3 separate regions of the Homo sapiens genome follow, and all the other regions are linked to region 2. Evidence: read pairs that join two places in POLR2A ChIA-PET (ENCODE). Cell type or tissue: CD4-positive, alpha-beta T cell. All regions are shown on one strand. Region 1 overlaps HECA (hdc homolog, cell cycle regulator). Region 2 has its middle 21 kb from the start of HECA. Region 3 has its middle 10 kb from the start of CITED2.

Region 1 (4,000 bases), 51 kb after region 2:
CAGAGTCTGAACTGTGAATTGCTGTCAGTGGCTGAATGGGATTTGGACAAATGAAGATTAAGGGGAAACCACGGTGATCAAATATTAATACATAGAGGTAGACAAATTGGTTTAGGGCCATTTTGCCAAGGCCCTGGAATCCCACACCTGAAGGGGATAATTGTAACATATGACAGAACTAATATTTGTATAGGCTTTATGGGTCCACATTGCCACCACCCTCTGCTGATTGATTTGGTGGAATGTTGTGTCTGTGGTTCAGTGTGCAGGGATAAGGTTGGGAAGGTTGTTGAGTAGAGGAGTCACATGGTTTGTTCCCTCTCATATGTCTTTAAGCTGTCGTGAGGTTTTGGCCTGTATTCCCTGAGCTCATGAACATGGTGTTAAGGCTCAGCCTCTGCTGTCTTCTGTACCCTGCCCATGCTCTTTCCCTGCCCTACAGTTACCCTCTGGAAAGAGTTTCCTGGAGTCTCCCTGTTTCTGCCTTTTCACCTCACTGTCTACCTCTGACCTGCCCTCCATCATTCCCGCTGGAGCTGTTCTCCGTGAGGAGACAGTGCCTGGCTCACTGCTCATTTTGGCTGGGACTTTTCAGGTTTATTGCATCCAGTGAATTCTTAACTCGGGGTGATTTTACCCCCTAGGGGATACCTGGCAGTGCCTGGAGACATTGAGTGGGGCTGGCCTCTACGGGATGGACAGTGAGGTTGCTGCTAGCTGCTAGACATCTTACAGGATGGCTCCCACAACAGAGATCCAGCCCAAATGTCTGTAGTGCAGAGGTGGAGAAGCACCGATGTTACCTGGTGCTCTGGGACATTTTGCAGTTCTCCATTCTTTTTTTTTTTTTTTTTTTTTAAAGGGAGTCTCACTGTGCCACTCAGGCTGGTGTGCAGTGGCACAATCTCTACTCACTACAACCTTCGTCTTCCAATTCAAGTGATACTCCCACCTCAGCCTCCCGAGTAGCTGGGATTACAGGTGTGCGCCACTACACCCAGCTAATTTTTGTATTTTTAGTAGAGATGGGGTTTCATCATGTTGGCCAGGCTAGTATCGAACTCCTGACCTCAGGTGATCCACCCGCCACGGCCTTCGAAAGTGCTGGGATTACAGGCGTGAGCCACTGCGCTGTCCCCTGACTGCCTGGACATAATTCTCTCCTGACTTGTTTTTCAGTAAATTCTGAGTTCATTTCTTACCAATCTCTGCAGGGGAATCTTCTCCTCCAGCCTTGGTTCCAGTCCTTGCATCCCAGGATTCTTTTCCTGGCCTCTGGTCTCTGCCCACTCCTCCCGTTTTTCTTGGGCATCTCATTAGTCCTAGGGATTTGACCTTCATCTGTGGGTGAGTGACTCCACATCTGTATTCACAGCTCTAGCTCTCTTGAGCTCCAGTCAAATTCATGTCTCCTCCACCTCAGTGGTACACAGGCACTTCTAAATCAGTGGGTCCTAAATAGGGCAGCCCTAAGTCTTTTTCCATCTTCCCTGTCCTGCTGTTCCCACATTGCTGTCCGTCAGCATGGACTCTCACACACACACACACACAAACACACACACACACTCTCTCTCTCTCTCTCTCTGAGCATCTTCTCACACTGCTCCTGAAGCACAGGCACTCCTTATTTCTCAACCCACAGCACCCTCCCTCTGGCCTCCTTACTTCCAGTCCCGTGCCCCACGCTGCCACCAGGGGAGCTTTCTAGAGCAGAACTCTGAGCCTGGGAGTCTGCCTTTAGCTTCTGTCATCTATACACATAATCTAAACTGCTTCATGACCAAGCCCAGTGGTTCCCAATTGGGAGAGTAGTATTTCCCTCCAAAGGGGCCCTTTGAAAGTGTTATGAACATTGGGGGTATCATGATGGGGAAGGTGGGGTGGGTGGGCTACAGATACTGAGTGCTCAGGCCTAGTGATGTTTGCTTCCTGTAGTGTGCTGGACTGGGCTGTCCAGTGCATTACAGGAAGAGAATTGTCCAGATGCCAGTAGTGCCCTCATTAAGAATTGGCGATGTAGTTTTTAGCTTCTGCCTAGAGGATGAGGAGAGAAATGCTGAGCACTGGTCCTGGAGAGTACTTATTTTGGGGATTGGGAGGCAAAAGAACTGCATGGTATAAAATCCTACGGAAATGCAAGCAAGAATGTAAGGGAGTGATGAATTGTATTGAAAATTGTAGAAATGCCAAGACACAAGTGGGGAAGGCTGTTAGTTGTGTGACTCCCTGAAGCACCCTTGTCATCCCAGCCTGTAAGCCACACTAACCTCCCCCCCACCGCCCCCCACCGCTCATACAACCGGCAGCCACTCTTTTGGGCCTGTGGCAACAGGTTTCCTTCCTTGGTCCTGCACTATGAGACTCTCAGTCTCCCAGTTTGGCCCCACATTTGGTCAGTTTTGCCATCTCTACATTAGCCCCTTCCACCTCTGGCCACCTTATTACACAGCTTCTTTTGTAAATAAAAATATCCCAAGCTGTGTCACAGTCAGCTAACGACAAGAACAGCAGCAACAACATTAATGATCCTTTATGTGCCAGGTACTGTGCTAAACTCTTTATAAGCATTTCTTATTTAATCTTCAAAAAATCTCTATAAGGTAGCTACTACAATTATGCCCATTTATGGTTGAGGAAATGGAAGATTAAACAGATGAAATAACCAGTTCACTTTTACACGGCTAGTATCCCATGGAACCAGGACTTATACATACATGTCCTTTTATTTCTCATTTTAAAAAAACAGATTTTATTTTTTAGAGCAGATTTAAGTTCACAGAAAAACTGGAGGTATAGAGTGTTCCCATATACCTCCTGCCCTCCTCCAGCCTCCCCCACTGTGAATACAGAATGGTACATATGTTACAATTGATGAACCTACATTTACACATCATTGTCATTTAATTTCATAGTTGACATTAGGGTTCCCTTTTGGTATTGTACATCCTGTGGATTTTGACAAATGTATAATGACGTGTATCTGCCATTATAGTATCACGGGAATAGATTCACTTCCCTAAAAATCCTCTGTGCTTCACCTGCTCATCCCCCACCCCCTGTGGCAACCACTTTTTTTTTTTTTTTTTACTGACTCTATCATGTCTTTTTGACATTTTAGAAATAAATTCTAAGCTCAGATGTTCAGTTATCATTGAATAGCTGTAAGGAATCAGTGGAGTTCCCATATCCATGAATCATGTTTATTTCTTAAGAATTGGGTTAGCGGATTCTACTTTCTGTCACCATGTTTTCTGTCCTTTCTGGGAACCGGCTTGGCTGTTTGCACAGTGTGGGACATGTGTGGGACATGTACTTAAGATAGAGTACAACTATGTTGTTCCCACTTCCTGTCCTGGTAGCTTTGGAAGAATTCTGGTTTTTTCCTTCACAGCCTGGCTTTGTAATTTTGTGTAGACCAACAATTAGTTTGATTCAATATCCCTGCCATTGGGTGTCAGACCACCTTAGACGAGAAATCGGTATGAGACCGTCTATGTTCCAGCGGCTTTCTGGTATTCAGGACAACCTAAAGCTCAGGATGAAGGGCGTTGAAGGTCCTTTTTAGAGATTCCACCAGACTGGTTGGTTAAGTAGCTTCATCATATTATTCCCTGGTTCACTGGAGTGATTCATCTTTAAAGGAACCCTGGAACTGCCTTTCATTATATTCATGTCTTAGAAAAACCTTATACCATACTGTTGCAAGTACAGGTTGAGTACCCCTAATCCAAAAATCTGAAATCTGTTCTCTCTTTATTCCTCCCCCAGAAGCCCCATGTGCCACTCCCCTGATCTGCAGCTTCGGTAGGCCGGTGGACCTGGAGAAGGACGACTACCAGAAGGTGGTGTGCAACAACGAGCACTGCCCCTGCAGCACCTGGATGCACCTGCAGTGCTTCTACGAGTGGGAGAGCAGCATCCTCGTCCAGTTCAACTGCATCGGCCGCGCGCGCAGCTGGAACGAGAAGCAATGCCGCCAGAACATGTGGACAAAGAAGGG
Region 2 (4,000 bases):
CAAAGGACATGTCTTACCCAGCCCATAGATTGAGAACCAAAACATCAAAATTTACTGGGCAAAAGATGTTTGGAATATTATTGTTATTATCATGAGGATTATTACTTTAGACAGGGTCTTGCTCTGTTGCCCAGGCTGGAGTGCAGTAAGATCACAGTTCACTGCAGCCTTGACCTTCCAGGCTCAAGAGATCTTCCCACCTCAGCCTCTCGGGTAGCTGGGACTACCGGTGTGTGCCACCATACCCGGCCAATTTTGTATTTTTTGTAGAGACAAAGTCTCACTATGTTACCCAGGCTGGTCTTGAACTCCTGCGTTCAAGCAATCTCCCACCTCGGCCTCCCAAAGTGATGGAATTACAGGCGTGAGCCATGGTGACTGGCATGAAGATAATTATTTAGAAAGCAAATTCAAGGGTCTCTTTTATTTGTAATAGCAGACCAAAGTGAGCCTGCAGGTCACTGGAATAGTCATGATAGAGTGAACATGCCTGGGCTCTGAAGTCATGAGACTCCCTCAACTTCAACTCCTGGGATTGTCAGGCATGTCTCAACTCTTCCTCTTTAAGCCAGTTTCCTTATTTTCAAAAATGCAGAGAGTAATGCCTCGAGGCTTGTTTTAAGGATTAAATTGGGTAAATATTTATGAAAGTGGGTGACATATAGTTAAATTTTTTAACAGCTGTAAAATGGTGAGAACCTTCTTTCACTGACTTTAAAAGGTAAAGAGAAAAATAACTATTTTGCATTTGAATAGGTGTTTATTATTCTGTCAGCTGTAATGATTTTTAAATATCTCAAAATTTCTCAGTATAACCCGGCTCGACCCGGCCGTTTGGATTCAAAAGTGTTTCTGGCATGCTTCCTAGAGCTTACATTCTATATTCTTTGAAGCATCTGAAAGAAATATAAGCTCCATTGTTGTCCAGAAGGAATTTAGCCTATTAGTCACCTATAAAAGTACGAATCTATAATGTTTACAATATAACCCTTTCAAAAATTTGTTTAGAGGAAGAAGAAAAACCCCAAAGCAGATAGAAGACATGGTGATTTATCCATCACCAATGAAGAAGGAGAGTTAGAAATGCGGTGAGAGACTGGGCACGGTGGCTCATGCCTATAATCTCAGCACTTTGGGAGGCCAAGGTGAGTGGATCACCTGAGGTCAGGAGTTCGAGACGAGCCTGACCAACATGGTGAAACTCCGTTTCTACTAAGAATATATAATTAGCCAGGTGTGGTGGTGCATACCTATAATCCCAGCTACTTGGGAGGCTGAGGCAGGAGAATTGCTTGAACCTGGGAGGCAGAGGTTGTGGTGAGCCGAGATCGTGCCACTGCAACTCCAGCCTGGGAAAAAAGAGTGAAACTCCATCTCAAAAAAAAAAAAAAACAAAGAAATGCAGTGACAGTAGAGGCCTCAAGGCCCCAGGGAGCTTAATGCTTGTGTGTGTGTGTGTGTGTGTGTGTGTGTGTGTGTGTGTGTTGTGCATGTTCCTGATGATCTTTCTGTTTGAGCCACGAAGAAATCAACCACTTTTCTGTTTTGCCCCCAGGATAAATACCAGAACAGCCTATCAGAGGTAGAAAAACAAGAGAAGATAAGATCTTAACTATCATAATGAGGACAGGCACTTGCTTTTAACCTCAGAAGCAGGGGAAGTGGTAGAGTTTGAGTGTTACTTGCAGAATCCAAAGCTCTACCAAGGCTGGAACAATGCAGATGTCTACTGAGACCTCTGATTATAAGTGACAATTTCAACATCAAGTTTTTTGGACTGGAAAGTAAATTCTATCCAATAATATATTTTGGGGAAAAATTATTCCCCAAAAAGTCTCCTACGTCTCCTACTCCCAAAACTTTTAACCTCCTTGAGCTTAGGCTGGGGAGATTCCAGAAATTAGATGAACATACAAAATTAAATGATGAGAAAGTATTGCATTGTACTTAAGTGTTACAGGTCTTTAAATCTTAATATATACGCTTAACTCTGAATATACCTTAAATATAAGTTATAATAATGACCTATGCTATTTACTTAGACCCAAAAAGAATTGTTGGATTTAAAAGTATGTACTTATTTCACCTCTCTTAATTCCCTACTCTTTGGACCTAGGATATCTTAAACCATCACCCTATCTAACCTAGGCAACCTAAGCCTGCCCCCAAAATTAGAATACAGCATCTTCCAAATAGCAAAGCCATGATCAATGGACAGAAATTATAGAAATGCAAGATTCATCTCAACCTAAAAAGGAAGTTTCTGGGAACCAAAAACGTCCAATAATATAGTAGGCTGCCTTACAGAGTGCTTAGCTCACTGTTGTAGGAGGAGCTCAAGCTATGTCTAAATGATCAGGTTAAGTCAGGAGTCAAGCTAAGACTAAATGTCCATCTGCTTGGGATATTGTGGAAGGAATTCCAGTGCTTGATGAAAGGTTGAATTGCAAGGTCTCTTCCCAATATAAAATTATATGACTTTGAATAAAATAAATCTGACACTGAATACTTTGGTTGGTGTCACATTTCTGACTTTAGATAATTCAGCTCATCAAGAATAAAGAGTATGGCTTATTTTTACACTGGAGCCCATCACATTTTATTGGGGGTCCCTTAGACTGACTGTTAGTAACTTTCAAAAACTGAAATATTAACTAGTTTATGGTTTTGGATTCCATTTACATATGTTTCCCTGGCCCCTCCTTACCTCTTACCTGCCAATGTGTTCTTCTGTTTCATGTTTTACCTATTCATTATGTCAATTATACCTGATTACAGGGTACTTTCATGGAAGATTGATTTCCATTGCAGACCTGAGTGAAATCACATATATCATTTCCACCCATAACCTTTGCGGCTGGAAGTCCTGTGCTCTGTATATGCCTCAAACATAAGGATGGTCCTAAAAGGGTCTGTCATTAGTCCTTTGAATGAAAAATACATTGCATAAAACATAATTTATTTCTTTTAACTCATTAGGAGCCATTTAAAAGTTGACAGCAAAGTTTATTCCTTACCAAAAAAGGGGAGGCTGCAGATAAAATGGTGTTCTCCCCATCAGCACCCGGATGTTGCACATGTAGGGATAACAGCTGGCACGGGGATATTAATAGGCAGCCATTGTTTTTGCACCTGGCTGGGGATGACAGTCTGAGACTATAACCAGTGCAGCTGCGGAGGTTCTTGTCAGATTTTTCTGAGCCATAGAAATGAGGAAACAATCATTTTAGATCTATGACATACTAGCCTTCATGAAATACCTCAGGTATTAAAGAAGGATAAATGAAGTAAAGAGTAAAATATGATTATTTTGAACAGTCTCCAAACTATTTAGTGCACTTTTCTATTATCTTAAGAATAAAGAACATTGATTCTAAAGGAAAACAAAATAGAAGAGGTATTTGAGTAAGAGAAAAATATGGCACTAAACATTGGTATTTGGATATGTGTAAACGTTGTGTGACTTAAGTTCTTAGAAGGTACAACTGAGACACTCATTCCAAAGAAAATAAGGATCTGTTTTTGGAAAAATAAAGGGTATAAAAAAGTTTATTTTGAAAAGGAATAAAATTAGACTTGTTGTGAAGGTCTATTATATACCCCACATAAAAAGACACTACCGAATTTCTTCCACTCCCTTCCCTTCCCTCCCCTTCCATTCTGTTCCTTTCTGTGTCCTTCTGGTTCCCTTTTCCTTCCCTTTATCCTTTTTTTCTCCTTTGCTTTCACAAAGATTTCCTAAAACACTTAAAATCTTTGTATAAGGTCATCTCAAATCTATAAAGGTGAAAAAAAGGCAGCTCTTACACAGCACTTGCTGCACTAAGGGATATGGCATCTTCATAAATTATTCAAATATAAGCTGGAATGGGCACAACAGGGTAAGTGAAGTAGAGAATAGTGTCATGGGTAATGAGAGGTAGAGACAGCATTCTGCCAGAAGCCAGGGAAGGTCGCATCAGGGAACTGGCAATGGAAACGGAACAGAGGGCAGTCTACT
Region 3 (4,000 bases), 250 kb after region 2:
AGGCTGGAGTGCAGTGGTGCGATCCGGGCTCACTGCAAGCTCCGCCTCCCGGGTTCACGCCATTCTCCTGCCTCAGCCTCCTGAGTAGCTGGGACTACAGGCGCCCGCCACCACGCCCGGCTAATTTTTTGTATTTTTAGTAGAGATGAGGTTTCACCGTGTTATCCAGGATGGTCTTGATTTCCTGACCTCGTGATCTGCCCGCCTCGGCCTCCCAAAGTGCTGGGATTACAGGGGTGAGCCACCGTGCCGGGCCTTTACAGAGTTTGAAACACCCTTGGCAGTGCTCTGGGGAAAAGTTGATCAGGATTAAAGGGATAGGGCATGCCATGGGGAAAAGCTGGAGACGGCTTTCCATTTTAATTAGTGTGGCCATCTAGGAAGCAAATTCTCACAAAGACCTAAGGGAGGTTTAGGAAGGAAAGCACATTTTAGGCAGGCGGCAAGTTTGTTGAATGTGGTAACTAAGTAGCTTGGCTGGTGGTGAAGAAGAGGGAAGGAATGGAAGAAAGTTCTAGATTTCTGGTTTCAGTGTCTGGATGAATAGCAGTTCCATTAACCAGGAATCAGAACACAGGAAGTGAATGAGAGAGGATTGAATAAAGTCTTGGACATATTCTACTTCAATGTGTATCAGACGTCAGTGTGTGTGTGTGTGTGTGTGTGTGTGTGTCTGTGTGTGCACGTGCGTGTGTTCATTCAGTAGTAAGCAGAGATTGGGGAGGTCTGGGCTGGACATCTGGGTTTTGAAATGCTCAATTTCTAGGTGGTATCAGAGCCCTTTAGAAATAGATGAAATTGACTAGTGAGGTGAGGTAAGAAGTCTGGCAAACACCAATATTTAAGGTAGGAGCAAAGGGCCTCGTATAAGATTTTGAATAGCACTGGCTTGAGAGGTAGGAGAGACAGGAAAAAGGAATGATTTCAGGGTCAGAAAAAGATAGAGAAAGGCTTAGGGACCTTCAAATATCTTTCTGAATGATGCACAAAATCCTACCATTCAAAATTTCTTCCTTTAGTTTTAAATGCTCTCTCTCTCAAATTTCTCTATTAAGATATAAACGTCCCAGCAGGGCAGAAAATTGAGCCACTGATACCTGAGCAAATGAAAGGCAGGAGAACACTTCAAAAAGGGAAGGGGTTAAAAAGGGGAAGAAAGTGGAGTTGCTCCCTACAGAATGGCAGAAAATTTTTGCAATCTACCCATCTGACAAAGGGCTAATATCCAGAATCTACAAAGAACTTAAACAAATTTACAAGAAAAAAACAACCCCATCAAAAAGTGGGCAAAGGATATGAACAGACACTCCTCAAAAGAAGACATTTATGTAACAGCCAACAGACACATGAGAAAAATGCTCATCATCACTGGCCATCAGAGAAATGCAAATCAAAACCACAATGAGATACCATCTCACACCAGTTAGAATGGCGATCATTAAAAACTTAGGAAACAACAGATGCTGGAGAGGATGTGGAGAAATAGAAACACTTTTACACTGTTTGTGGGAGTGTAAACTAGTTCAACCATTGTGGAAGACAGTGTGGAGATTCATCAAGGATCTAGAACTAGAAATACCATTTGACCCAGTGATCCCATTACTGGGTATATACCCAAAGGATTATAAATCATGCTACTATAAAGACACTTGTACATGTATGTTTATTGTGGCACTATTCACAAGAGCAAAGACTTGGAACCAACCCAAATGTCCATCAATGATGGACTGGATTAAGAAAATGTGGCACATATACACCATGGAATACTATGCAGCCATAAAAAAGGATGAGTTCATGTCCTTTGTAGGGACATGGATGCGGCTGGAAACCATCATTCTCAGCAAACTATCACAAGGACAGGAAACCAAACACCGCATGTTCTCACTCATAGGTGGGAACTGAACAATGAGATCACTTGAACACAGGGCGGGGAACAGCACACCCCGGGGCCTGTCGTGGGGTGGGGGGTAGGGGGAGGGATAGCATTAGGAGAAATACCTAATGTAAATGATGAGTTAATGGGTGCAGCAAACCAACATGGCAGATGTATACCTATGTAGCAAATCTGCACGTTGTGCACATGTACTCTAGAACTTAAAGTATAATTTAAAAAAAAGAAAAAAAAAGTGGAGTTGCTCAAAGACATCTTTTGTCAATTTCCTATTTTTATTAGACTGTAGCGAGCAATGGTGCTTGGGCAGAGTGTATTTGGGTGACCTTGACATATTTTTAATTTTGAGGGTTAAAATAGGTCACATAGGATATTTTTTGTTTCAGTAATACAAACAGGAAATGGTAAGTGGGGATGGGGGCAAATTCTTTAAGGAAATGACAGTCCAGCAGCTCAGGAGAAAAGCGCAAATTTGAATTTACAGACCTTTAGCTCCATCTAGTGGTTAAGTGATGAAAGGAACAAATATTTTGTAACATTATCATGGTTCTTTAGCTACATTACTTTTACATGTCAGTCTATAATTATTTCCTGGATAGTTATGTATTATGATACACTTTTGTTTAACAATTTTCAACTAATCTATTAGTTGATCATCTAGCTAAATAATTGATTTCCCAAACTGGTGGAATGTGGTGTTGTAAAGTTGGGGAGGGAGAAATAGATAAATGGATATAGACAAATGCCTCTTAACTACTTGAAAACTCTTACGTATCTGCTTATTATAGTGTTCAACACATGCTAGCTTCCTCTGACTTAGCATTGTATATAGGATTGCCTCTCTGAGAAAGTAAATAATACTAACAGTTATGCTAATGATGACGATAATAATTGTGGCCCAGGAAAAGATGTTTGAAAGGAAGAGAGTTCAAATAGTTATGGTTTGTTATTTATGAGGTTGGAAAAGTGAAATTAATCTGTAAGAATATAAAACAGAACCTGAAATAAAGAATTGATCGAATTATTTTCAGTAAGTTACACACCATACACACACACACATAATTTAAACAACTGCATCAGCAAATTTGCAATGTCATGTTCTGGAAATATTTCCTAGGGTGGCAAGCTTTTTTGGCATTTGCTTGCAGGCTGATAAATCTCAGTAGCCAAAATTTGTGCTCATTATGGCAATGAAAGGGAATATTTACAGAGACGATTCCAATCTTTGGAAAGTTGACACAACTGGGTCAGGTCTATGGCACACCCACAGACTCACGGTGAGCTTGGAAAAACAATGGTAAGAATGATGGAACAGGTTTTGAGGTGGTCTTATAATATTGTACTCCATGTTTTCAGAGGAGGAGAAATGATAGGAACGGGCTTATGTTTTCTTCATGAGAATTTGAATACAAGATGTATTAATTAAACATCTTCATTTTACTGATGGAGAAACTTGAGTCAACAATGATTAAATTACACAGCTATTTGGTTGCAGAGTTAAGACTAGACCTATGTTTTTTATTCCTGATCTACTATTCTTTTCAGTAACTATTAATAGAAGAGTTCTCCATTTCCATAGAAGACCAAAGTAAGAGAATGTGAGTTTACATTTGCATCAAGAAACTTTGGATAAATTGAGGAAGATTAGTTAAGTGTAAAGTAACTAAATATTGTATTTCCTTTATTCTAACATGTACTTAAAAAAAATCTTAACATTATGAAATCAGCCTGAATCTTATAATCAATATTAAAACATAATCGCTGGCAGGCAGTTGGGCGAGTTGTAAAGCGGTCATATTTATGTGCCAGAATTTAGTAACTAACATTCTCATTTAATAGAGTATAGAATTGGGAGGGTAAGGCATTGGCTTAATTTCTGAAAGAAACTGTTTATTTCCAGCAAGAAGGAATTCAGTTAAGGAAAAAAAAACTGAAACCGCAATTTAAATCACTGATATTCTTTCATTTGACTTGAAGTGCTAACGAGGTCAAAATATTAAGAAGGGGTAAGCAGCTCACCATGAGGCTACTCATGCACTTTCAGGGGTCACACTTAATTTGGAGGAATTTTTATACCAAATTTGAAAAAGCGTAGACCCGAATCTTGTG

Evidence for each region. ChIA-PET counts read pairs that join two places held together with the same protein. Peaks named below come from ENCODE experiments on the same cell type or tissue, not always from the same donor. Only the 100,000 strongest peaks of a DNase experiment are listed, where the experiment ranks them.
Region 1: POLR2A ChIA-PET joins it to region 2 with 6 read pairs; 9 of 35 experiments call an interaction of 5 or more read pairs at or near these places.
Region 3: POLR2A ChIA-PET joins it to region 2 with 6 read pairs; 8 of 35 experiments call an interaction of 5 or more read pairs at or near these places.

The regions. Positions count from the first base shown.
Region 1 is chr6:139,162,516-139,166,515 of GRCh38, forward strand. HECA (hdc homolog, cell cycle regulator) reads left to right here. Exons shown (of 4, transcript NM_016217.3): 2 at 3,769-4,000. It also overlaps a transcript of TXLNB not described here. Among named protein-coding and RNA genes, the nearest start is that of HECA, 29 kb to the left of the region's middle. RefSeq lists an enhancer at 1,051-1,550. In CD4-positive, alpha-beta T cell, CTCF peaks have their summits at 1,836 and 2,045; a DNase peak (open chromatin) is centred at 1,666; H3K4me3 peaks cover 65 bases; H3K27ac peaks cover 1,772 bases.
Region 2 is chr6:139,111,821-139,115,820 of GRCh38, forward strand. No RefSeq gene overlaps it. Among named protein-coding and RNA genes, the nearest start is that of HECA, 21 kb to the right of the region's middle. In CD4-positive, alpha-beta T cell, no CTCF peak of the experiment used is centred here; a DNase peak (open chromatin) is centred at 1,591; H3K27ac peaks cover 3,363 bases.
Region 3 is chr6:139,362,200-139,366,199 of GRCh38, forward strand. No RefSeq gene overlaps it. Among named protein-coding and RNA genes, the nearest start is that of CITED2, 10 kb to the right of the region's middle. In CD4-positive, alpha-beta T cell, CTCF peaks have their summits at 2,359 (motif pointing left) and 2,578; a DNase peak (open chromatin) is centred at 2,362.